5 separate regions of the Homo sapiens genome follow, and regions 1, 2, 4 and 5 are each linked to region 3. A link is a loop called in an ENCODE intact Hi-C map of the cell type or tissue named here. Cell type or tissue: CD4-positive, alpha-beta T cell. All regions are shown on one strand.

Evidence for each region. A loop is a pair of places that touch in the nucleus more often than their neighbours do. Peaks named below come from ENCODE experiments on the same cell type or tissue, not always from the same donor. Only the 100,000 strongest peaks of a DNase experiment are listed, where the experiment ranks them.
Region 1: it touches region 3 in a loop (6-fold over the local background); 14 of 110 quality-filtered maps call a loop at or near these places.
Region 2: a loop joins it to region 3, with 2.9 times the contacts of the local background. A loop is called at or near these places in 44 of 110 quality-filtered maps.
Region 4: a loop joins it to region 3, with 9 times the contacts of the local background. A loop is called at or near these places in 24 of 110 quality-filtered maps.
Region 5: a loop joins it to region 3, with 6 times the contacts of the local background. A loop is called at or near these places in 42 of 110 quality-filtered maps.

Annotation. Positions count from the first base shown.
Region 1 is chr7:30,507,950-30,512,949 of GRCh38, forward strand. No RefSeq gene overlaps it. Among named protein-coding and RNA genes, the nearest start is that of GGCT, 5.6 kb to the left of the region's middle. RefSeq lists an enhancer at 4,199-4,700. In CD4-positive, alpha-beta T cell, CTCF peaks have their summits at 2,378 (motif pointing right) and 2,583; a DNase peak (open chromatin) is centred at 2,352.
Region 2 is chr7:30,614,855-30,619,854 of GRCh38, forward strand. GARS1 (glycyl-tRNA synthetase 1) reads left to right here. Exons shown (of 17, transcript NM_002047.4): 9 at 1,042-1,204; 10 at 2,260-2,424. Among named protein-coding and RNA genes, the nearest start is that of GARS1, 22 kb to the left of the region's middle. In CD4-positive, alpha-beta T cell, no CTCF peak of the experiment used is centred here; no DNase peak of the experiment used is centred here.
Region 3 is chr7:30,737,985-30,742,984 of GRCh38, forward strand. LOC105375220 (a long non-coding RNA gene) reads left to right here. Exons shown (of 3, transcript XR_001745154.2): 2 at 3,771-3,883. Among named protein-coding and RNA genes, the nearest start is that of INMT, 12 kb to the right of the region's middle. In CD4-positive, alpha-beta T cell, a CTCF peak has its summit at 2,646 (motif pointing left); a DNase peak (open chromatin) is centred at 2,647; H3K27ac peaks cover 1,951 bases.
Region 4 is chr7:30,545,967-30,550,966 of GRCh38, forward strand. GARS1-DT (GARS1 divergent transcript) reads right to left here. Exons shown (of 7, transcript NR_038889.1): 7 at 2,391-4,815. Among named protein-coding and RNA genes, the nearest start is that of GARS1-DT, 29 kb to the right of the region's middle. RefSeq lists an enhancer at 2,723-3,224. In CD4-positive, alpha-beta T cell, CTCF peaks have their summits at 3,008 (motif pointing right) and 3,209; DNase peaks (open chromatin) are centred at 2,985 and 4,175.
Region 5 is chr7:30,679,799-30,684,798 of GRCh38, forward strand. CRHR2 (corticotropin releasing hormone receptor 2) reads right to left here and starts at 2,658. Exons shown (of 12, transcript NM_001883.5): 1 at 2,380-2,658; 2 at 2,117-2,242. The coding sequence starts at 2,482. LOC124901608 (a long non-coding RNA gene) reads left to right here and starts at 2,821. Exons shown (of 2, transcript XR_007060275.1): 1 at 2,821-3,275. RefSeq lists a silencer at 2,680-2,729. In CD4-positive, alpha-beta T cell, CTCF peaks have their summits at 2,952 (motif pointing right) and 3,153; a DNase peak (open chromatin) is centred at 2,683; H3K4me3 peaks cover 1,142 bases; H3K27me3 peaks cover 3,014 bases.

The sequences.
Region 1 (5,000 bases), 230 kb before region 3:
GAACAATCTTATCACCATAAAAGTGGCCCAGCCTGACATTAAATATCTCCCAATTTGATGCAATATGAAGCTCCAGCATCATCTATGAAGTATTCTTTCCAAAAAATTTTAACCTCAACATCATCAAGCCTTTAAATCTATCTTCCTGTCTCAGGAACTGCAAGGATAGAAGAATAAAATTACAACAGGAGAAAACAACCAGAAAAACCCAGAATAAATGGTGGAACACCCTACTGAACACATGGCCCAGTGTCTTCAATAAGTCAGTGTCATTAAAAAGAAAAAAAGCAGCACTGAGGGATGGCTGCTCTAGATTAAAAGAAATTTTAAAAATGTGGCTGGGTGTGGTGGTTCACACCTGTAATCCCAGCAATTTGGGAGGCTGAGGCAGGCAGATCACAATGTCAAGAGATGGAGACCTTCCTGGCCAACATGGTGAAACCCCATCTCTACTAAAAATACAAAAATTAGCTGGGCATGGTGGCATGCCTCTAGTCCCAGCTACTCGGGAGGCTGAGGCAGAAGAATTGTTTGAACCTGGGAGGCAGAATTTGCAGTGAGCCAAGATCACGCCTTTGCACTCCAGCTTGGCAACGGAGCAAGACTCCATCTCAAAAACAAACAAACAAACAAACAAACAATAACCAAATGTATGGCTTGTCCTCTGTTGATTCTGGTTTAATAAGCCAGATATAAAAGATATTTCGGGGACAACTGAAGAAATTTGAGTTTTCACTGGGGCATTAGGTGATATTAGGCAATTGTTATTAGGTGTGATAATGGTATTGTGCTTCGGTAGAAAAATGTCTCTATTTTTAGACATGTATACTGGCATATATAGGGTTGAAATATTTGATACCTATATTTTAAGATAATTCAGAACAAAAAAATACAGAAAGTGTTAAATGTTAAATGTAGTGATGTACATGGATGTTCATTATATTTTTAATGTATATATGTTTGAATATTTTCATGTTAAAAAAAGAACAAGGAAAAAGGTGATATATGGAAAGCCCTTGCCATGTAGTGAGCACTCAATAAGCAATAGCATTATTATTATTATACAATCTGCAAATAGGAAGATTATTGTGGGATCTGCCCCGCAGCCCGCAATGCAATGGGGCTCTTTCCTTGTTCACGGGCAGATCGGCAGGTCGAGAAATAATAGACGCACACAAGATAGTGAAAACTGGGTCCAGGGGGGGTCACCATCTTCTGGTCCCGTGGTGCCGCCAATGCACTGGATATACCAGCATTTATTATTAAGTTTAGTGAGGTCAGGGGTAGGTTAGTGAGGGATTTAGGGTCGTTTGATTATGAGGTGAGATAGTCACATGGAGATGAAGTAATTCTTTAACATAACATCTATATGCAGAAGTACAGTATACAGAGATAAGAATTTACATCAGTCATTTCTAACAGAGCCTTGAAACAGAAACACAGTCTGTCCATAACCTATGATTAGCAAGATATTAATCAGCAGTAACTGTTGCAGCAAAAGCTGGTTACAAACAATCCATGGAAACAGGACGTGAAGCTAGACAACCGGTTAGACCAGAAATTCTCAGAAGGGAGTATGCCTTAACCCTAAAGAGGCCTAGAAGAGCCATGGCAAGATGAGGGTGTTTGTAGCCCTATCTTATCCATATGAACAGGTGCCCCTCATGCATCTGCTTATAGGCTCTCCACAAGCGTTGCATTCCATTCCCAGAGCTCTGAACATCTGCTTTTCTGGGATAGGAATCTTGGTGATGTGAAACCTCCCTGACTGCACGTCTGTTCATAGGCTCTCTGCAGGGGGAAGCACATCACGCGCTGTTGGCTCATTCTGGCAGCCCAACCTGGCATTGTCTTTACACAATCCTGCATGCAACTTTGTATTTACAATAACCAGGAGCATTTCATCTTTTATTCTGTAGCAGTAGTTTCAGGGGGTCTCCCTACAGAAGATAATACCTCCTCCCACCCCTCAAACATCTAGGCAGAACTTGAAATACATACTTGGTCATTTCAGGGAGCAAGTTGCTTTTCCTGGCAAATCATATTCTATTACACCATAAATTCTCAAGGGTCCTATTTTAGAGCACTGCAATTTAAAATGTCTTGCTTTTCAACTGCTCTTAAGAATCTAAAATGTGCTTATTATTTAATTATTGTTACAGATATTTAATTTCTCTTCCTATACTTCTTGCTAATTACTTAATTTCATGACAATTGATTTTTCTCAAGACTATTTTGCAAAAATATTCATAAGTTTAGCATTGATATTACCCTCAACGCTGAAAATCTTTCCTTACTCCAAGCACTTATTTATTTAGCTTCCCCACATAGATGGCAGTGTACTGACCCAGGTTGGCCAGCAAGGGGCAGTAGGTAACAAAGTTACCTACACAAAGTTGTGTTTTTGTGTTTGTTTTTTCAAATTTAACCAAAGCCAGGTTAATATTAGTTAACATTCATTGAGCACTTCTGAAATGCCAGGCACTGGCCTAAATTCTTAAATGTATTAGCTCATTTAATCCTGAAAATAGTCATATATGGAAAGTACTGATATTATTCTCCTTTTACAGTGAGGAAACAGGCATAGTAGGTCAACTAACTTGCCCCAGGTTGTAGTTAGCAATGACTGAAGCAGAGATTCAGCCATGCAGTCTGACTCTAAGTCACTACTGGGTGCTGCTTCTCAAATTTCTAACAATTGTAAAACCTTGGTGCTCTAGATATATCTAGTTATTAATAGCCCACTTTCAAGTACAATCATTATCTACAAGATTATTAAATAATGATTATAGCCTTCAATCACTTGATAATAAAGACAATGAGATCAGATTTCTTCTTAATGTCATCTTTTATTTTTATTTTTTGAAGCAAGGCCTTGCTCTGTCTCCCAGGCTGGAGTGGTGCAATCATGGCTCACTGCAGCGTCGACCTTGCAGGCTCAAGTGATCTTCCCACTTCAGTTTCTTGAATAGCTGGGACTACAGTTGCAACACATCTGGCTAATTTTTGTATTTTTTGTAGAGATGGGGTTTTGCCATATTGCCCATGGCTGGTCTTGATCTCCTGGGCTCAAGCGATCCCCTCACCTCAGCTTCCCAAAGTGCTGAGACTACAGACTTGAGTCATTGTGCTGGGCCCTAAATACCATCTTTTAATCCAGTGGTCTTTAAAGTTTTTTGATTGTGCCATTAAAAATTTTTGAACACACACAATTATATGTTAATATTAATATATGATTATAATAGTATATAATTATATGTATATTAATATATAAAATACATTCTATAATACCCACAAAATAGAAATTTTAAAATAAAAAAGCTATTTTATCTGTCATTAATTGTGGTAGTTTCAATCAATCATTGGCCAATCTCAAGGGAAATACACATATAGGTCAAAGTTAATTATAAGTTATAGTAGATGGAAATTTTATTGCTAATAGCCCTCCTAGGTGGAGAGCTAAATTCTTATATGTATCATTTTGGCTGACCTTGTCAGATGTTACTAGATCACCATTATTTTTACAACACAATGAATGTGATGAGGAGCTTGTACCAGAAGTATGAGAAATGTCGGCTCTGTCCCTTTCTTTTTTTCTTTTCTTCTGCTTACAATTTTGACAAGAGTTCCTGTCCAATTCTTTGCAGAAATCTTTTAAATTATGTTCCCATTTTGTGAGAGTTAATTCTCTATAAATCTGTTTAGCTAAGCCCAGATAAATGACAGTAAATACCAAGATAAGGAAAGCGACTGACTGAGAGCCAGAGCCACCATCAGCCTCTTCCCCAGGGGAGGCACTCCCATTCCTCCTCAGGACACCTTTTATGTGACAGATGATGACTGCCTGGCTAACTGAGGGTTCTACTGTTTTAGTAAAGCAAAATTCTTATATTAGTGTATATTTACTAAATATAGCAAAGTATAGGAAACAAAATTCTTTCTAATATTTTAGATTAAAAATTAAAATAGAATTTGTTTTCACATCTCAGCAGATCAACTTGCTCATCCACTTTCAATAGCATTGTAATCAGTTTTAGCATTTATCATTTTCAGAAGAGCATTTCAAGGAAAGACATTGGTACATCATAGCAAGTCTGAAGAGTTATATGGTACAAAGGCTGTGTGTCTGCTGAGGAAGGCCAGCTGTCTGTGCAGGCAATGCCATTCAGGGGCAGTAGAACTCTAGTGGTATAGACAGAGACTGGGTCTCATGAGTCTGTGTCTTAGCTCTGTGGGCTGAGAAACACAATCTTGTCAGTACTACCAGAGGGGGCAGATTCACACTAAGCAGACTCATAAGAGATGGATGTACACATCAGAATGTCAGTTTGTTGACATGCAATGAGAACTGTAACAGATAAACCATGTATTTGTGTTCACAGATCAATGCATTTTCTTCCACTAGGAAAATAAATCTAAATGAGGCATGAGTTTATTAGCATGACTGAGGTCAGGAGGTCAAGTGATTAGAGTGGAAGGAACAAAAGCAGGAGCAGTAGGAGATGAGGTAGAGAGACAGGCAGGGGCTGGGTCACGTGGGCCCTTGAGGCCATGTTAAGGAATCTAGATTCTAAGAGGTCACAAGCTATTGGGGGTGGTTTAGGTAGGAATATAATCTGATTTTCAAAGGGATAATTCTGCATGCTGAGTGGAGAATCAATTCTAAGGGGATAGAAATGATAGTTAAGAAATTAGAAAAGACAGGGCCAGGTGCGGTGGCTCACGCCTGTAATCCCAGCACTTTGGGAGACTGAGGTGGGTGGATTACGAGGTCAGAAGATGGAGACCATTCTGGCTAACACAGTGAAACCCCATCTCTACTAAAAATACAAAAAAATTAGCTGGGCATGGTGGCGGGCGCCTGTACTCCCAGCTACTCGGGAGGCTGAGGCAGGAGAATGGCGTGAACCCGGGAGGCAGAGCTTGCAGTGAGCCGAGATCGCGCCACTGCACTCCAGCCTGGGTGACAGAGTGAGACTCCGCTTAAAAAAAAGAAAAAG
Region 2 (5,000 bases), 120 kb before region 3:
GAGCGAGACTCCGTCTCAAAAAAAAAAAAAAAAAAATTAAACCTCTTTTGCAGTGTATTTCATGTATTTTTAGGATCCATTTAAGCAATTTTACATTACTCGTAAAACATCTGAGATAATCATGGAAGCACACCAGAAAATGTGATTTTTCTTGAAAGAAGAGAGATTGATTTTGACTCATAAAATTAACTTGAAACACTTCTCCCGCAAATAGCTACTAAATTGCATTCAGAGAAATCTCTTTGGGAAACCATTACTATGTGCACTTCATCGTTAGGTAATTAGCTTGATGTTAGCTTGTTCAATTCATGCCTTATATCCTTTGCCTTGAATAACACTTTATTTAAGAAGCTCTTGCTCCAAAGAAACCAACTGTATGATGCCATTATCAGTCATTTACTTTTTTGTAGCAGTAAAAAAGAAGAAATCAAACTGCTATGAAAGCTAAAGAACCATTTCATTTCGCTTTTAATTTCCCATTCTTTGAAATGGGATGAAGAAACTTCATTTAGTGTATACTTATAAAGACTTGCTAATGCTTTAAGGAAAACCATTTTATCTGCATGTCACTATTCAATATCTTATTTCTTATTTTTCATGTGATTTTTGCGTATGTTTTCCTAATTTAAAAAACTATATTAATCTGCCTTTAACAAGTTATTTTCAGTTAAAAGTAATAATCTTTTTGGATGTAGCTGGAGGGAAGGAATTAATACTTCAGAGAAGTTAGATCATGTTTATTTTAAATAGTGAGTAATAAAATTTTCATTAATGTGTTTAAAAATAACCTTCACATGTACCCCATAAATTTGTACAAATATAATACATCAAAAAAATAAAAATAACAACTACCCAGACAAATTTAATTCAAAATTTTTTTGGCCATTCCCTTAGGAAACCAACTTTCTGTTTAGTGAAAAAGACCACTATAGTATGGAGCCTTTATCACTAGAATGCAGTTGAAAATAGAGGCCTTGTTTTTTGTTTGTTTGTTTTTTGTAGTTAAATATGCAGGTTTATCGCTTACGTTTTTGCTTTCAGAGAATTCACAATGGCAGAAATTGAGCACTTTGTAGATCCCAGTGAGAAAGACCACCCCAAGTTCCAGAATGTGGCAGACCTTCACCTTTATTTGTATTCAGCAAAAGCCCAGGTCAGCGGACAGTCCGCTCGGAAAATGCGCCTGGGAGATGCTGTTGAACAGGTAGGATTCTGGAGGTAACTTAACTTAGATTGTGCCTGTTCAGGGTTTGCAGCAATTAGCAAATTCTATGTGTTCTGGGTGACAAGATATTTTATTTTGGCAGTCATTTGCTTTTTTACAGTACTTGGTTTTGTACAGAATTTGTTATACAGTATTATTATAGTAAGAGAAAAATCACCTGAACATCTCAATTTGTGGGCCTTGGGGCTAGCATGAAAAAAAATGTTTAGCAGAGCACTTGGAAAATAGATCTTGGTTTGCATTGTGCCTCACCAATCTGACTCAACAGTATGTACTACTTTGGGGGAGACAGCATTGGACCCACAGAAAGCAAGCCATCTGGGTTTCAGACTCTTCTGTATTACCCATAGCAGTGGAATAAGGCCTTGCATATAAGCACTTTGTAAATATTTGCCTGGAGAAGTGAGTGCGTGAAAACTTGCCAACAGTAGCTGCTGTCCACTAGTGGAATGAGTTGCCTCAGGGAGCAGTGAGCTTCCTGGCCCTGAAAATACTCCTGGCAAGGTTGGACGATAGCTTGTCAGCCACTTTGCAGAGAAGACCTCTGCAGTGTATGGAGATGGGGCTAGATGTTTTCTAAGGTCCTTGCAAACACTAAAATGATTACGTGTACTCTACGGGGTTCACAAATTTCAGTGGGTAAGGATACATTAAAATCCCCTCAACGTGTCATTACTTTGGTTAATTCAGAGGGGAATGTCTTTGCCATTCTTTAGTGTCAATTATGAATATTGTTTTTAGTACTGTAGATTTAGAGGTATGAGGTACTGGGCTGAATTTTTGCTGACCCAGTAAGTATGTTGGACAGATTTTGAATAACTCCATTATCATCATCTTGACATTAACCCATTAAAAAATAACCAAGATCTCATTCTGAGTATTTGAAATTGTTTTGAAAGCAAGATAAAATAGTTTGTGTTGGGTGTCAAATATTTTTCAGTAGAGTGAGTCAATGGAAACCGATATCTTGGCTTTGAAGAGTATTAATGTGTGTTTTCTTTTCTTCCTCCATGCTTGCTTATTGGTTGGTTTAGGGTGTGATTAATAACACAGTATTAGGCTATTTCATTGGCCGCATCTACCTCTACCTCACGAAGGTTGGAATATCTCCAGATAAACTCCGCTTCCGGCAGCACATGGAGAATGAGATGGCCCATTATGCCTGTGACTGTTGGGATGCAGAATCCAAAACATCCTACGTAAGTGGAGTGCTGTTTACCATGTGATTTTCACATTGTTAACTTAGAAGCACAGGTACCAAATGAATTTTTGTGCACTTTATGTCACAGAGGAACAAAGGGAAAAGAAAAGAGATCTTTTCCTGAGCAAAACAGAAAAAGCAGTTGCCTCCTGCCTTTTTATAAGTGTCCTAAGGAGCTCGTTGTAGTCTTAGATAGCTGAGAGACAGAGTTAGTGTATGATGGGACAGTGCGGATGTGTACACTGCTGTACAGTGTATTGGCAGCATTACTGGCAATATCCTGGAGTGGATCTAAGACACATTGGCCTCTCCTTCCTGGCAAGAGTCCCAGCAAACATTGGAAATGGTGGAGAGGTTGAATAAAGAAAGTCATAGTGCTCTTAGCTCAATGAGCTATGTAGTAGCTTTGGGGAATATACTAGTTGATTCTGATCTCTGGCTTAAGAACTACCTTCCTCAAATGTTATGTATTTAACTCAAAATTCACAGACGATCTCCAGGTACCCTCCTGCCCCTGTGCCCTGTCACCCCTCCAGCCTCCACCACCAAACATGAACATCAGTATTGAAGCGGAGGGACGAAAGGCATTTGCATATAGGAGATGCTGTCTATATTGGTGGCAGGAGGAAATGTGGCATCTAAAACAAGGCTGAGAGTCTTTTGGCATTTCTCTTATTGGGTGTTAGAGAGGCTTCCTCGCCTACATAGAAAGAGACTTTAGTCCAGGGGTCACTGGTTCCAGTATACCCTTGGTTCAGTTTTTACTTTTCAGAATGGCTTTCTTTTTATGGATTTTTAAAAATTAAAAATCAAAATTAGTCATATTTTAAAAAGTAATGACTACTTTTTTTAAAACAAAAAGGAAAAAATAATTCTGAAGACTATTATGTAGAAAATTAAACTTCCAGTTATATGCCTCTCCCCAGGTGTTTTATGTCTCTTCTCTGTATTGAGCAAACATTTTCTATAAAGGACCAGATGGTAAATATTTTTAGCTTTATGAGTCTCTGTCACATAACTTTGTTGTTTTTTACAGCTTGTAAAAAACAGCTTTTAAAAAATGTCCAAACTGGCTGGGTGTGGTGGCTCATGCTTGTAATCCTAGCACTTTGGGAGGCCGAGGTGGGAAGATTGCTTGAGCTCAGAAATTTGAGACCAGCCTGGGCAACATAGCAAGACCCTGTCTCTACAAAAAATACAAAAATTAGCCAGGTGTGATAGCACGCCCCTGTAGTTTCAGCTACTTGGGAGGCTGAGGTGGGAAGATCACATGAGCCCGGGAGGTTGAGGCTGTAGTGAGCCATGATTGCACCACTGAACTCAAGCCTGGGTGACAGAGTGAGGCCCTGTCTCAAACAAACAGACGAAAAAAGATCATGCTTAGCTCCATGGTCTTGGGTATGTCTGCCTTCTCTAGATGATTTTTCTACGTGTTCTAACACATGCATGCATAAATGCATAATAATATGCATATGTTTATAAATGGCTATTAATGATGTTGTTTTTAATATATTCTTTTTCCCTTGTGGAATTAGAAAGAATTACTGTAATCTGTTAGGATTTTCTTAGCAAGCTTGCTTGACATATGTCAAAATGATAATAGTAATTATTTTTAGGATTATGGGTGATCATTAATTTCTTTACACTTTTTAGATTTTCTGGGACTTCTTTTTATTTTCAGATCAAACCAATAAAATGTTTTTCCTTTTGTATGAGAAAAGATTATTACTTTTCTTTTTGTTTCATACCCAGCTCCTTCTCTTAGTTTGCTCTGATTCTGATTTCAGATTAAACCAGATGTTGTTCTTGCTGTCTCAGTTAAGTAATTTGCTTAAGTCTCACAGCCAGTGAGTGGTGAGGCTGGGATATAAACCTGGCTGTCTGACACCAGACTCATGCTCTTAACAGTTATGCTGTACTGCTTTATAAACCCCACTGGATGCCTGCTCGTCCTTATCTAAGTGCCATTGTGAGGGTTAGGGATCAGAAAATGGAAAGTCACTGGAAAACAGGGCTAAATGAAACAAGAAGCTCCAGAGTCCCAGAGGCTCTTAAGGAGAGGGGAGAACTCCCTTAGAGAGTTTAATACTTTTTGTGTACTTTATATATTTTTTTAATAAAAAAATTTACCGTTGCAGTTAATGCCACACCAATTCTCTTTCCATCCAGAGAAGTAACCACTATCCCAATGTTGTTATTCTCAGGCACGTTTTTGTAATTTTACCTTTCAGTACATAAATGTTAGTTGACATCTGCAGTAAATTATAACCACCAAACTATATGGTTAAGAACATAAGTATACTTAACCAGTCGACATGTATAGGGAATGTCAGATTGCCAGGTTACATGTTTTTAGGCTTTGTTCTTTAATTCCTTTTGTTGTTGTTTTGTGTTGGAGTTTCTGAGCTCATATGAGTTTTATATTTGCTTGCTTTATTACAGACACCCCATGTGATAACATGTGCTTGGAAAGCTTAGTAGTTTTTTCTTTTTTTCTTTTTTTTTTTTTTTTTTTGAGACAGAGTCTTACTCTGTCACCCAGGCTGGAGTGCAGTGGTGCACTCTCAGCTCACT
Region 3 (5,000 bases):
GGTACATGCTTGCTTTTTGAAGTCTTGATGTTCTGCTTAAAGCATCAAGTTGTTACATCATGGCCCATTTGCGATATAAAGAATAAAACAAAGCTATTGGACTAGATGGCTTCAGAAACTGCTTAGTTCAAAAGGTGAAGTTTGCAGCAGCAGAAGTCTATAATAAGTTTCACATATTCAATTTATTTATTCAACATGTACCATGTGCTAGGCACTAGACACAACCACAAACAAGGGAGAGCAGTTTCCTGCCTCAGAATTTCTATGTCACTGAGAGACAGAAAATAGAATAACATGTGAGATGAAGGAAATAAATGGGTGATGTGATAGTGAATGGAGAAAGAGAGGGGGAAACATCTACTCTATGTGGTAAGAGTAGGGATAGGTACCTTTTGAGCTGAGATGTGGAATATGAGGAGGGAGCCAGGAATGGAGGCTGCTAAAAAGGACCTCCCTTCTCTTCTGCTTTCTCTTTCCCTTCTTGTTTCCTGTCATCATCTCTCTATTTCTAGATCAGTGCTTCTCAGACTTTAATGTATGTATGAATCACCTGGAGAGCTTGTTAAAATGCAGATCAGATTCAGCAGGTCTGGGCTGGGACCCGAGATGCTGCATTTCTAATAAGTTCCCTGGTGATGCTGCTGCTGCTGCTCCTTGGACCACCCTTTACACAGCAAGAACCTGGAGGTGGGGTAGGTGCTGAGGCGAGATAATAGAACCAGAATCAGGGCAGTGGCGGGGCGATGAGGGCCACTAGGTGGATTTGAGAGCTGTTTAGGAGGTAATGTCAAGGCCTGGGGAAGCTGGTGGTGCAGACCAACGGTGACAGAGGAAGAGGCTAGGGTGGCAGTCATGTGTCTGGCATGGATAAGGGTTGCACAGGAGTGTCCTTGCTGGGCTGGGGAGAGGGGAGGAGAAGCAAGGCTGGGGGACCAGGAGATGGGCAGTGTGCCTTTGGACCTGCTCAGTTTGAGGGTCCTCGGGCTAGGCCAGTAGAGGCAGCTGGATACTGTAGTGGTGGGGAGAGGACAGCAAGTAGGTCTGAAATACAGAGCTGCTCTATAGATGAACTTCTAGAAGGAGTGAGTGATTCTTGGATGCTCCCAATGACATATCAATAGAGGCAGCACAGATGGCTCCGTCATGGTTCAGAAGACCTTTTCGAATCATTCAGGAGCCTAGGCCCTGAAGGATCTAGGACATCAGGGATCATCGGTCTACACTCAGACACCTTATCATACAGTCCTGCTTTACTAACAGTGTGAAGCCTGGGCTGGGGGTAGGTGGAAAGGAAGTACTTTGTGCTCTGTTCCCTTGGTACCCAGAATGGGTCTTGGATCAGCAACATCAGCATCCCTAGGGACATTTCAGAAATGCAAATTATTTGCCCCCCTCAGATCTGCAGATTCAGAATCTGCATTTTGACAGACTCCCAAGTAATTCGTGAGCTCAGTACAGTTTGAGAAGCACCAGCCCAGGCCAGCAGTTCTCAATCTTCCATACATTTGAATCACCAGGGGAGCTTTACAAGGTGCTGATGCCTGGGTGGCATCTCCAAGAATTTCTGATCTAATTGGTCTGGGGTAAGGCCAAGGATTCAGGACTTTTACAGCTGCCTAGGTAAGTCTAATGCATATCCAGGGTGAAAACCCCTGCCCTGGCACCACCCAACCTTTGACTGACTACAGCTGGCGATATTGAAGGTGAATGACATTGTAGAAGTAACTTTGCATCTTTGGGCCTCAAGTTGGAAACCTGCAACCCCTCTAACTACCCCCATCCCCATTCCCATGTGCCTGGTGGGAGCCTGGAGGAGGGCAGGCAATGTGGGAGGGTTCTGGGCAGTCCTAGAAAACTCAGCCGTAAAGAGCCAGCTGGTTCTTCACACAAGCAGCTGCAAGCCCCCCCACCAGGCCCCTACTGCCTGCCAGGCCAAGACAGGGAACTGCCAAGGTGAAGAATCTGAGAGGGCATCCTTAGTCCTTGCCCTGGGAAGTTCTAGCTGGCAGGGAAGACCTTCAAAGACCAAAGGGAAGAAAGCCCACCACGCCAGGGTAAGAGAAGGAGTGGGGATATTTTCTGGGTAGAGTGCCCAGGTAGGTCTTCCTCCCTCTCTCACCTGGAGAGAAAAGCTGGAGAAATTAGGTGCCAACTCTAGGATGTGCCCAGGAACCTCATTATTTCAGGGAAAATTCAGATTTTAAGATGCATTCCTTTCTATTATTCCTTGCTACTCAAAGCGTGGTCCCTGGACCAGCAATGTCAGCGTCACTTGGGAGCTTGTTGGGAATACAGAATCTCAGCCCTACTGGCTCAGATGTACCGGATCAGAATTCAAAGTTTAGCAAGATCTCCAGGTGATGCACAGGCACATTAGTTTGGAAAACCTTGCCTCCTGGTCCCCAGCTGAAATACAGTGTCCAGGACCACGAGCCAGGTGGGTCCAAGCTTCTTAGCGGCCCTGCCTGTCGAAAGGGTTCCAGGTTCCTCCCGGTGGGCCGGCTCATGGTTCCTCTGCCTGGTTAGGCCTGGCAGAACCTCCATGAATCAAAAGGTGGCAGGAAATGGACCTTTCTCTCCCAAGGAGGATCCACACAGAATCTCCTTTCCAGCCTCCGCCTGCTGCTTCCTGCCCTGCACTGCCCTCTGGTGGCCATGGAAGCCATTGCCACCTGGCATTGCCCCCGTCTCCAGCAGATCCAGGACCCAGGGATGAAAGTCTGTTGCTTATGGTGGATGGACGAAGACTCGTCATTGTCCTCTGATATAAGGCTCAGGGACCCCAAAAACATGATGGAGGCAGTTTGAAAAGCACTGAGCTTCAGCAGCAGGATGGCAAATGTGCCTGGGGTGCTGGCTCAACCCTTCTCCCCATCACAGCTCTTTCCTGTACCACTTGCTGGAGTCTGTTCAGAGGTGGGGCATGGGCTAGAGAGGAGGGGAGGAGTTCTGTGTTGCAAGGACTTGCAGGTAGGAGGTTGCTGGACTGGTTCCGGGAGCCCTCTTGGTGTGTACCGGCCCTGAGGCAGCAGCCAGGGTGTGCAGGGCCTCATGCACTGTTGCTGGGCTGGGCCCTTATCCCCGCGGGGCATGGTGTAAAGCAGGATACAGCCTGGCCTGCACCGGCTTTGGAAGGTTTCTCTGGGGAGAACGGACTGGGGTTGGGGACACTGGGAGTTGAAAGACCTGTGAGGGGTCATGCCACATTTTGGAAAGTAGTTGGGGGCTTCATGTAGGCCTGGCCTGGTTGGAGAAATGCTGATGCCCTTCCTACATCCCAGGGAAAATGAGGAAACCCAGTGCTAAGAGCTGGCTGGAACTGAGCTGGCTGTTTGAGTAAGAAGAGATGTACGACCTTGTGAAGGTCCTTCTAGGGACGTGGCCCCAGGCCTTCCCAGAGGTCAGAGGCCCCAGGTTCTCGACCATATGGATGGACAGCCTGAGTCCCGGCTCTGCCCTGCTGGTCAGCCTCAGCCGACCATTTCCTGAGGCTCCATCACCACCAGATCCGTCGTAACCTGGACAGAGCCCAGGCTCCAATGCTGCCCCTGCCACTGACCACTTAGCACTCTGGGTGGGGCCAGTCCCCTCCCCTCCCAGACCTCGGCTTCCCCACCTGCAGGAACAGGAGCTTGGCCTAGAGGTCTTCTAGCTCTCACAGGTGCCTTTCCACTTTAAGAACCTGAGATCCTGTTCCTCTGGTGGAAAAACCAGCCTCCCCAGGACCTGTCCCACACCCCAGCCAACAGGACATTTCATGTCTGTTGCAGATGCTCTTGCTGCCTCTTCCCATTCCCTCAGCATGCTGGCTGAACTTCCCACAGCCAGCACCTGTGAGTCTTCACTCGAGGCTTCTCTCTTGGGCTGCACTGTCCAAATACAGGTGAGTTGGACATGCTGGGGAATTAACGCCCCTCAGGAGCAGCCCTCTGTCATGATGACAGGAGTCGGTGGGCAAGTGTTGCAGCTCCCGGGGTGGGATAACTCCGAGCCATGTGCTCTACGCTGGCCCCAGAGCCCCCAGCACAACGGCGTTCCAATTGCCCACAGCGGTAAGGGTTTGATGACACCCTGTTTGGCTGCCTGCTCTGCTTTCCTTCCCACGTCCTAATTGATGTTTCCTGGGATCTCCCTCCAAATCAACTATCAGCACTGAAATCCTTGTCTTAGAGTCTGCTTCTATGGGAATCCAAACAAAGATAGTATCCAGCTAAGTCACTTTTTGTTCATGATCTTTGGTATGGGGTAGTGTAAGGGACAGACCCCTAGGCGGGGTGCTGGGGGAACCCTTGCTTTTCACTTGTGACCTTGGGACCAGGTAACAGGAATGAAGAGGTAGGGCTGAGACCTGACCTGCTTTTAGGGGGAGCTGTGGGGCAAGACTGTAGATGCTCTGGTCATGACTTCCCCTCTCGGTCAGGCCCTCTTCTGCCAGGCTGGCCTCAGACACTGGGGCCCTTGCAGGCAGCCACAAAGCAGATGCCGTCGTTGATGGAGCATGTCTCAGAGCAGCTGATGGGGCACACCTCTGCACCTGGCAGCCAGCCTCCTGCATGGCCTTCTCCACCGTCTCCTTCTCTGGGTGGAGCCCAAAGAACTTCTTGGAGCCTACCATATAGTGGGAGTGCAGGGCAGCCATGGTGACCAGGTTCCCATCTGCTTTCAGCAGGCTGGCCAGCCTCTGCAGGGCTGCCCAGTACATGTCCACATCAGGACAGGCACTCTTCAGGGGACACCTGGATTGACCCCAGTGGATGCAGCTTGGTCATATCGCACTTCAGCAACCACGTGACTGTCCAGCAAAGCTGGTTCTCCTTCTCATGCCACCTGCTTCTATGGAGGAGGGTCACAGAGATGACATAATGATTGTGATAGCAGCCCCTCAGCCCTCACCACCACCCTCTGGGCAAAGCCTGTGACTTATCCTGTTCAGCAACTCTTTGAGCGAGATTATTATTTTCCTCATTATACAGATGAAGAAACTGAGGCATAGACTTGCT
Region 4 (5,000 bases), 190 kb before region 3:
GCAACATGTCCTTTTGACCTCCACATTCTCACCACATGTTTCTTTGTTGGACTGCCAATAAATAGCATGGGCTCCCAGAGCTCAGGGCCTTCACAGCCTCCACAATGGCGATGGCCCCCTGGTGTCCCACCTTTCTCTTTCAAACCTATTTCTCAATCCTTTGACTCCACCAGACTTTGTCACCCCCATGACCTGGTGTTGGGTCTGATCACCCCAACAGACAATAGATTTGGAAAGAAAACAGAGCTTCTTGGTTCTGGCTGCACTGGAGAAATTTGAAAAAGTACCAGTGCCCAGGCCCTCTACCCCAGAGAGTGTCAATGAATTGGTCTGGGCGTGTTGGAATCAACTGAGAGCTTTTACACAGCACCACTGCCCAGGCCCCACCTGAGCCCCATTAAATTAGAAATGCTGGGGGCGGGGCCCAGGCACTGACGTATTTTGAAGCTTCCCCAGTTGAATTGATTCTAGCTGGAACTGAGAACCATTCCCATCTCCACCCCACAGAAGGACAAAGGAAGGCCATCTGGGCTGGAATGGAGTTGGGAGAAGGCAGAGGCATGGTCTCATAGAAAGGGGGACAGCTGAGTGGGGTCATTCCCTAAACCTGTCACATCTGTATAAATCCTATCATTAATCTCTCCTTAATATGTAAACTACACTTACTATAGCTAATTTAATAAATGGAGGTGTTCTCAACATCTTCCTCCAAAAGCAAAAAACAAAAGCAGCTTTCGTCAGTTACCTTGTGTGAATGTCACCTGCTTCCTGCCAGATCCTGACTGATGTGCTGTGTTAGGCACCTGGTTGCAAAAAAATCAGAGGTGGTCTGGTTGCCATGAGCATGTGGTATAAGACAACATCTGGACAAGAGCTGGACTTGAAAGCTGTTCACGAGCCTAAGTTTAGAAAACGCTTCTGCCACCAACCGTCATTTCCCATGCCTCTCTCAGACCAGAATGGCCACATCTTCCTGTGCTGCTTTTGGCTCTGTTCTCTCCATGCCCATTACCTGCCCCAAATCTGCAGCCCAAATGCCAGCAGAGCACCAGTGTCTGGCCAGCTTCCACCTCAGGTCCTGGTGGGTATGGCGCAGTGGACACCACACCCACCTCCACCCAGAACAGTGCCTTGTGGCTTCCCTGGGTAGAGGACTTCAGACAGGGTAATGTCAGCAAAAAGGGAACAACACGTGGGACTGTAAGTCCAATTAAATCTCTTTCTTTTGTAAATTGCCCAGTCTTGGGTATGTCTTTATCAGCAGCATGAAAACAGACTAATATAATGAATGTCCCGGGATGGTAGATTCCAAACTGTGCTCCTTGAAACCCCTAGGACTTTAGATTTAAATCAGATCCATGAAGTGGCCCAAGAGGATCTTCAGAAACTTAGGAGGGAGTTTAAAGCTGAAAAATTGTAAAAGCCATTCTCCTAAATCAGTGAGCTTTAATGATTCAAAGGAACTTAAAAATTATATCATCAAACATTTTTACTTTCAGGTAAAGAAACCATGGACAGGTCTTGTTTCCCAGGACCTTCTGACAGAGCCTCTACTGATTTTGAGTACAGTCCACGGGTCCAAAGGAGGAAGGATGGACTGGCTGCTGGCCTGCCAATGGCAGGGGTTCATGTGGCTTGGTCTACCTTACCAGTGTCCAGGTTGAACCCTTAATCACTAGTGTAATTCCTCAGTCAAGCCTATGTAAATCCAAGTGCTTATATAAAAATAAGTTATTTCAAATCAGCTTGCGACATCATGATGATGATGATGATGATTACTATTATCATTATTGAAACAGGGTCCTGCTCTGTTGCCCAGGCTGGAGTGCCAGAGGCATGATCTCAACTCACTGCAGCCTCCACCTCCTGGGCTCAGAAGATACTCCCACCTCAGCCTCCTGAGTAGCTGGGACTATAGATGTGTGCCTTCACACCCAGCTAATGTTGGCCAGGCTGGTCTGGAATTCCTGGACTCAACCAATCCACCTCCCTCAGCTTTCCAAAGTACTGGGATTATAGGCATGAGCCACCACACCTGACCCAATTACTTTTAATAATAATAGTGCTTGTGGTGTTGATTAACATTAGGGAACACCATGATTAGAAGGACCCTCTGAAAGGCCCCAGGCAATGATTTTGAACCTTCTCTTTGGGCATGCACTATTTTCAGAAGCTGATGAAAACTCTGGAGCTTCCTCCCAGAAAAATGAATATACTTCAGACACATTCCATCTGTCCCAAAATTTCAGGGGTGTATAGACTCCTTGAAGCCCATACTTGAACTCCAGATTAAGTATTTGTGTTCTTCAGCATACACCCTGGGCAGAATTTTTCATCTGTCTTTGACAGAAGATCCAGATGGCAAAAACTTCATGGTTCACCTTTCCATCTGCCTGGTACACATCTTTTTATTTTAAACTTATTTATCTCATTAACACAGATGTAAAACAACAGTAACAACCCCTTGTTATGCTAGAAAAGGAAATAAGGAGACTTGAGTCACGTAGCCGATACACATGGATAGGAGGGCACTTTTCCTGTCATTAGTACCAAGATGATTGAGGTCCTCTCATCCCAGGCAAAGGGTGAAATGCACAAACCTAACAGCACTTTTTGCTCAGTTACTCTGTGACCTATTCCTGATTTTAGATGCAGGTAAACTAACTCCTGAAAATGGACATTTAGTATTCATATATATACTAAATATTTAAGGTATGTGACCATCAGAGGTAATTTCATTACAACAAAGCATAAAGGAAAACATTTTTCAAAAATACAGGAAAATATACATAGTGTGAGTTTCTCCAAGCCTTAAGAGGATGTGAGGAGCCTTAGGGGGTCACAGTAGCAGTTATAATTCTTGTTCCTACCTGCTACTGCGAGACTTCCAACTTCTTGCAAATTTCTCTCCAAACATTTCTCTTCCCAGGGAGTGTCTCAGCGCTAGTGGTGCTGGACATGATGTCCTACACCATTATTTCCACCAGGTGGCAGCGCTATGTCAACAGGCACTGCCTTCAATTTCCGTAGGGAACCTTCCTCCCAGTGAGACAAAGAAAGCCTTTCTCCCTCTGCATTACTATCAGAGAGTCCCTAAAGAGACTAAAGTTTTGTTTTGCTTTGTTTTGTTTTGAGAGTACAGCTTGTTCAGCCCTCGTCTCTCCATAGGTATCAGACAGGCCCCTGAAAGCCAAATCGGAGACAAGCCAACTGGGCTGTCTTCAGAATTGCCTTGCCCTTCTAATGACAAAGGGCATTTTCTCCCTGATTTGAGGTTAGAAAAAAAAAGAAGACAAAGATGACAGGCTTTGCTGCTGGCTCTTCTCACCACCGGGTTGGTTGAGAGCTTGAGAATAAGACAAAGCTTGGGTGAGTCCAATCTCTGCCACTCGCTAGCTATGAGACTTTAGGCAGAGTAACCTCTCCAAGCCTCTGTTTCCTCATCTGTAAAATGAGGAGAATGATGGTCCCTACTTCATAGGGCTAATGTACAGATTAAATGAGAGTCTAGCATAATCTCTGGTACATGAGATGCATGTAATCAATACTAGAGCTTATTATGATAACCATGTAGACCTACAGAAGTGATACAATTGCTAACAGTGGTTATTTCTGGTGGCAGGATCAGAGACGATTTTTAATTTCTTCTTTGTTTTTCCAAATTCTCTTCAGCACGCATGCATTGCTTTTATAATCATGAAAAGACGCAATTAAAATATAATAGATTGCTGATCCCCTGTTCTTGATGATTCCTCTGAAACATTCAAACTTTCTCTGTGACTCAATGAGCTCCCCAAGGCTGGGCCTATATCTTATCTACTTTGGAGTCTTTGACATGAAACACATAATTTGACACACAGTAGGCAATCAATACTCATTTCCTGAAAAAAATCTCAAAGGCAATTACTTCAGGTTTTAATTTCTCAGTGTAACTAAACATCTTTTTTTCCTCCAAGAATTCTCTTTTCTCACTTAGATTCAATTGCTAATCCTTTTGCCAAATTAATTAAATCCTCTCCAGATTCTCCCCAGTCAAATTCCTTAGACTATTGAGTTGGTTTTAGGCGGTGACATGGTTTGTCTGTGTCCCCACCCAGATCTCATTGTGAATTGTAGCTCCTATACTTCCCTTGTGTCATGGGAGGTAATTGAATCATGGGGGCGGGTCTTTCCCGTGCTGTTCTCGTGACAGTGAATGAGTGTCACAAGATCTGATGGTTTTTTAAAGGGGTGTTCCCCTACACAAACTCTCTCTTCCCTGCTGCCATGCAAGATGTGACTTTGCTTCTCATTCGCCTTCCACCATGATTGTGAGGCCTCCCAAGCCATGTGGAACTATAAAGGAAACCTCTTTCCTTTATAAACTACCCAGTTTCGGGTATGTGTTTATTAGCAGCTTGACAACAGACTAATACAGGCAGGTTTCCAGAAAGCATTTTACCTGAGTTCCCAGAATTCATGCTGGGGGGTGTACGGGGAGAGAGGTGGGAGATGGTCATGGGTGGTTAGATCATTGATTTGAGATCAAATCTTTTCAGTAGCTAAATGAAGACCTAAGAGCCAGAATAACCTAGATTATATAAAGAGATTATAAAAGGAAATAGGCATTTCTAAAAATGTATTACATTTAAAATTGAAACCCATAATGAAGAGGATGATTGTTTTTTACCTGTGGATAGAACACAGGGTTACTGATGATTACACTTGGCTATTGCTGTCATTTGGTTCTTTTGATCTTCACTTTGAGTCAATGGAACTGTTCAGGCATTCTGTAAGGAGGACAGACACCAGCGTGACACTGCCTCAGCATTTCTTCTACAAAAGAAAAGTCAAAATAAATGACATTAGCCCATAGCAGCTGATATATTTTAATTCTTTCCTCATATTATTAACAAACATGAGACTTTCTCTTTCCAGGGAAGTTGGATCTGTATGGGAATCCAAAGATAATTACAGCTGAGCCATCCTGAGATAGAGCCCCTGAGAGGCATAGAAATCTC
Region 5 (5,000 bases), 58 kb before region 3:
AGCACTGATGTGAAGAAAGGGGAGGAGGGAAATCAATCATGCATTTCCACAGCCATTAGCAGCCTCTGCTCTTCCCACCTAGGCTGACCTCACACCCCAGGTGCTGGTTAGTGGTAAGTGCTCCCCACCCTCCACAAGCTCCTCTCATTCTCCAGCAGTTGCAGTGCAGGCAGCACTTTGGTCTAAATGAAGAAAATTGTTCATTAGATACCAGGGGCTAATTGGCCCTACTTTTACCAGCCTGGGTGGTGCCCCAACCTTTTATCAGCTTCTCATTAGACTTAATTGATATGAATGGCCTGATATGTGCTGTCTGCAGCACCTTTGGGAAGTCTTCCTTGTCACCCCGCCCCCACACCCCAATCCCATAGACCTTGTGCTTCCCCCCTAATTAGGGCATTCATCATTCTGTTCTTTTTGTCTGTTGCAATTGTGAGTGAGAGCCTCAATACAGTGCCTGTGCAGTGGCTGGCACATAGTGGGTATTCCACAAATTGACTGAGTATTACTGTACTCAGCTTGGCTATGAAGAAGAGACCCAGGCCCTGGGAAGGGGGGGCCCCCAGGCTGGTCGGGGAGAACAAGGCATAGCCCAGGCTGGGGTAAGAACGAAAGCAGAGCTCCCTGAGGTTCACAGGCTGTGGGCTGAGATGCTCCATCACCCCACTTTACCCTGGATGGCCCTTAATCTCCGGGCCCAGTCTGAATCAGGCATGCTGATCTCCATTGCCCCACCCCACACAGCTCACGGAATCCTAAAAATACAGTTTTATAAGGTCAGGACTAGGAAGGCACAGGGAAATCATTCCTTCTGCTTGCACACCTCCTAGCTTGGGGATCTTACTTCCTTCTAGGGAGATCTGTTTTAATCATGGATGGGAAGCATGTGCTCCCTGGGCCCACCAGAGCCCTCAGCTGGTGCAGCCAGGAGAGTGCGGCTTGGCATCAGGTGCAGGTACATCTCTCTTGCCTTCTAACCATCTCTCATGGCAAAGCCCTCAGCCTCAGCTTCTGAAAGCTTGTGTGTGTGTGTGTGTGTGTGTGTGTGTGTGTGTGTATGTGTGGTGGAGGTGGAGCTGGGCTACCAATCAGACACAGACACTCTGAGGATGTTTCCAGGATGAGAGGCTTCAGACAAACAATCCAGATAGGGTCTCAGCGTGCTTGACAACTGGGGTCCGGCTGGAGATATCAGGGGGGTTCTAGGTGGGGCAGTGATTGCTGCCCCCACAGCCTCCCGCAGACCACACACCTGGCTCCCATCCCATGTTCCACAGGGCACAGACAGGCACCTACCCACACGCACACACCCAGAACCCACACTGAACGACCCCACCTGGAGGCTGTGTAACTCCAGCAACCTCTACTGCCCTTTTCCCCAGAGCCTCAAGCCAGTCCATGATTTGCCAGGAGGAAGGCAGGCACAGGTTGTTCTCCTTGAGAGATGGTGTTGGGGTGCTGATTCAGACACCACTCATTATGGGGGCGCAGGAATAATGCTGCCCACAGCCCCTGACTCAGCCCAGCAGGTCAGTCCTGGGACCTCGGATTAGGGAAGATGCAACACCCCGCACCCTCTGGCTTAGCAGAACCTACGCCTGCATGTCCTCCCCACGAAACATGCGCTCGCCCCAGCCCTCCTGCCTCCTACCCTCCTCCTCCCCTCTGGTAGTAGGGTCTGGTCACTGCACTCACTCTGGGGGATTTGGGACTTAGCATATCCGCCCTCCTGGGATAGGTCCCCCTCCTGGGCAGGGGAAGCATTGTCTAAACAATGAAGCCCTAATGGGGAACTTCAGGCAACGGGAACCTACAATGAGGGAAGGAGGTTTACACTCCAAGAGGAGGAAGTATTTCCTTCTCCCCTTTTTGGGCTGTCACCGCATGGAGCACGGGAATTGTGGGCAAATCACTGGCTTACTGAGATTAGACGCTGTATTGGGGGTAGAAGCAGAAGGCGCGCCCCCAACACTGTAAGGGGTCCTTAACGCCCGCGGTCCGCGGTACCGCGGCCGTCAGCAGCTTTGTACCGCTGGGTCCGGAATCCTCTTTACTCCCTAAACCGCCTTCTCAGGAGGCCGGTGTAGAGCAGGCAGCGAGGGCCGGGGGCACTCACGGGTCGTGTTGTACTTGACGCCGTTGAAGTACTCGGGGCACGGCCTCTCCACGAGGGCTCCGGCAGCGCTGCGGGGCCAGCACGTTCCGATCTGGTCCAAGGTCGTGTTGCAGTAGGAGTAGGGACCTGGCGGCGGGAGAGAGCGCAGTAGGGCTCAGAGGGGCCCGCAGGGACGCGGGGCTCTCGGAGCGCGGGGTCAGGGGCGCACCCAGCGCGCGAGAGAAGGAGCCCGCGCAGCCTCCGACCGCTCGCCTCCCGCCTACCCTCGGGGTCCAGGGGTGGCCCCCAGCCGTCCAAGAGCAGCTCTTCAGCCAGCGCCAGGCTGCAGTTGGCCTCCAGCAGGCTGTGGAGCAGTGCCGCGTCCATCGCGTCCCGCAGCCGCGTGCGGAGAGGGAGTGGGAGTGCGCGCCCGGCGTGACTGCGAGGGAGTGGACGCGAGAGTGAGCGGCCGAGAGGGCGCGGGGTCCTGGCCCCCGCCAGCCCAGCCCCGATCTCCCGGGCAGCCTTTGGGCGCCACCTCCGGTCGCCCAGAGCTGTCAAGTGGGGACCTTCCCGGAGAGGAGCCGCCGAGTGCACGGAGCTGCGGGTACAGCCGCTCCGCCGCGGCCAATGGCTGCGCCGGGGGGCGGGGCCGGGCGGCTCCTCTCGGAGGGGCTCAGTCTCCAGCCCCCGGGCCCTCCACCCTGCCCAAAGTACGGCTTCTCAGTTCGCAGCTCTCTTCCACTCGCGGCGTCCAGAGGAGGGCGGTGGGCTGGAGAGCGTGGGCCTGGGGTGACGGAATGCTCTGTGCGGGGATCGCAGGCCCCCGAGCTGCAGGGGGCAGCAAAGCGCGCCCACCTGCCCGCCTGCCCGAGGAGAACACCGCAGCTCTGCTAATCGAGGGACAGCCGCAACCCAAAGTTCGGCAGCTTTCCGCCTGAGCTTCCCCTCCCTGAGCGAGGACACTGGAGGGAGGCAGAGACGGAGAGCCCATGGGCAGATCTGCATCCTCCAAAAGCCTCCATAGCCTCTGGGAAGGAAATGTATCGAGGAGGCCTGGAGGGAAGCAGGGAGACACCCATGAGTCTAATGAGATCAAGTGGCCTGAGTGGGTTGAAGTCCTTGGATCAGACCGTGGAAGCTGGAATGGAGAGAGATTTCGGAGGGGCAGCCAGACCTGGTGAGGAGGAACTGGAGTGGGTGGCTGGTTTTAAGTAGGAGCCCAGAGGCAGGGATAACATCAGGTCTCCTGCTTGAGTGACTGGGTGGCCATTTAATCAGATGGAGTAAGTCTAGGGGAGAAATTGGCTGAAATTATCTGGAAGGCTTTATACACCCAGTTGTTAGTGCCTTGGGCACCAGAAAGAATAAAGGAAGAAGTGAGAATGTGTCTCTCTTCCTCAAGGCTTGGGCAGGGCTTCACCTGACCCTGGTTTCCACACCAGTAGCGGGGCAGGGGCGGGGAGAATCAGGCCCCACAGCAGGTGTGGAGGAGCTGGAAACCTCCCCAGAGAACTTGCCCAGGCCCCCCACCCCACCCTGGCCCAGAATGCCTCCTTGGTGATCTGCTGTGGCTGCACCCTCAGAGTGCCCAGGGCGGGCCTGCTGTGTCTGCCAGCTGAGTGGGGCATTGGGCTCGGGAAGCAGGGCCTGGGGTAAGGCATGCTTCCACTCAGGCTGCATTTTGGTCCAGCCTCTGACTCTGCTCTCCCTGCCATGGTACCCCAGGCAGGATGCTTGCCCTCTCTTCTGGAGCTTTCTCCATCAGTGAAATCTTCCCCGAGGCCCCTCTCAGCTCTGAGACTCTCTGGTTCTGAGTTATGAGACGGAGAGTCTGGGGAAGACATACATGTGTGTTGTGTGTTGTTTGTTTCTATCTTTAGAGGGCAAGGAGAGCTGGAACCTAGTCTCAGAAACCAGTCCTGTTCCCCTGCCATCCTCCACATAAACCTAAGCTGCTAGGAAAGGCTGAAACCACCATGAACTAGCACCATGCCCTGGGCAGAGAGAGGCAAAGCAGCAGGCAGGCTGCTTTTGTGTGCTCCGCTCTCACCAGCCTCCATATTAATGGTGCTGTCACTGCCCAGGCAGAGCGAGTGAGACCACACTAAGACCAGGGCTGAGCCCTGGAATCTCTCCAGGGCCTGCTGACTGGCAGGAACAAGATGCTGAGCAGCCAGCCAGGTCTACCCTCTGCCTCCTGAATGGACAGTGAGAGCCCAGGCTCAGCTCTGGGCAGCTGCAGAGGTAGAGGTTCCTTGGTCTTCATATTATCCAGTGCCAGGAGCAGGGGAGGACCTAGGCAGAGTCCTACCCTCCGCTCCTAGACTGAGCCCTGTTACCCAGGGTCCCACACAGGCCAGAGGGTGGCTGGCCAGGTCAGCCCATGTATTCACAGGGCAATAGTGTCCCTCATATACAAGGGATAGCCCTTCACACAGCACGGTGCAGCACAGAGGAAGGGAGAAATCCTAAGCCAAGCTTAAGTTATTATCCTTGTTCATTACTGCAGCCACCACCTAGGTGGTGCCTAAAGCACCTATAGATGCAGCTATGTCAAGAGGTGGTGTGCTCCCAATGACCAGAGGCCAGGGACTTCTCATCTCATGCAGATTTCTGCAGAACAGAGGGTTGGCCTGGGTGAACTGGATTGCTCTTAACTGGGAGAGCTCACATACCAAAGATTCTTCTGGGAAGTGACCATTTCAGTGGCAGAGTCAAAGGCTGTTCTGCATCCTGAATGAGCAGTTGGGGTCTGAGCACATACCCACAGACCCACAGACCCGAGGTCCCCTGGATGTGGGGCCATTTCTTCATGGATCTTATTATTATAGGCACAGTTGTCATTCGAGATGTGACAGAGGGAAAACTAGAAAAGGTAGCAGTTTGGGAACAAATTGATTTT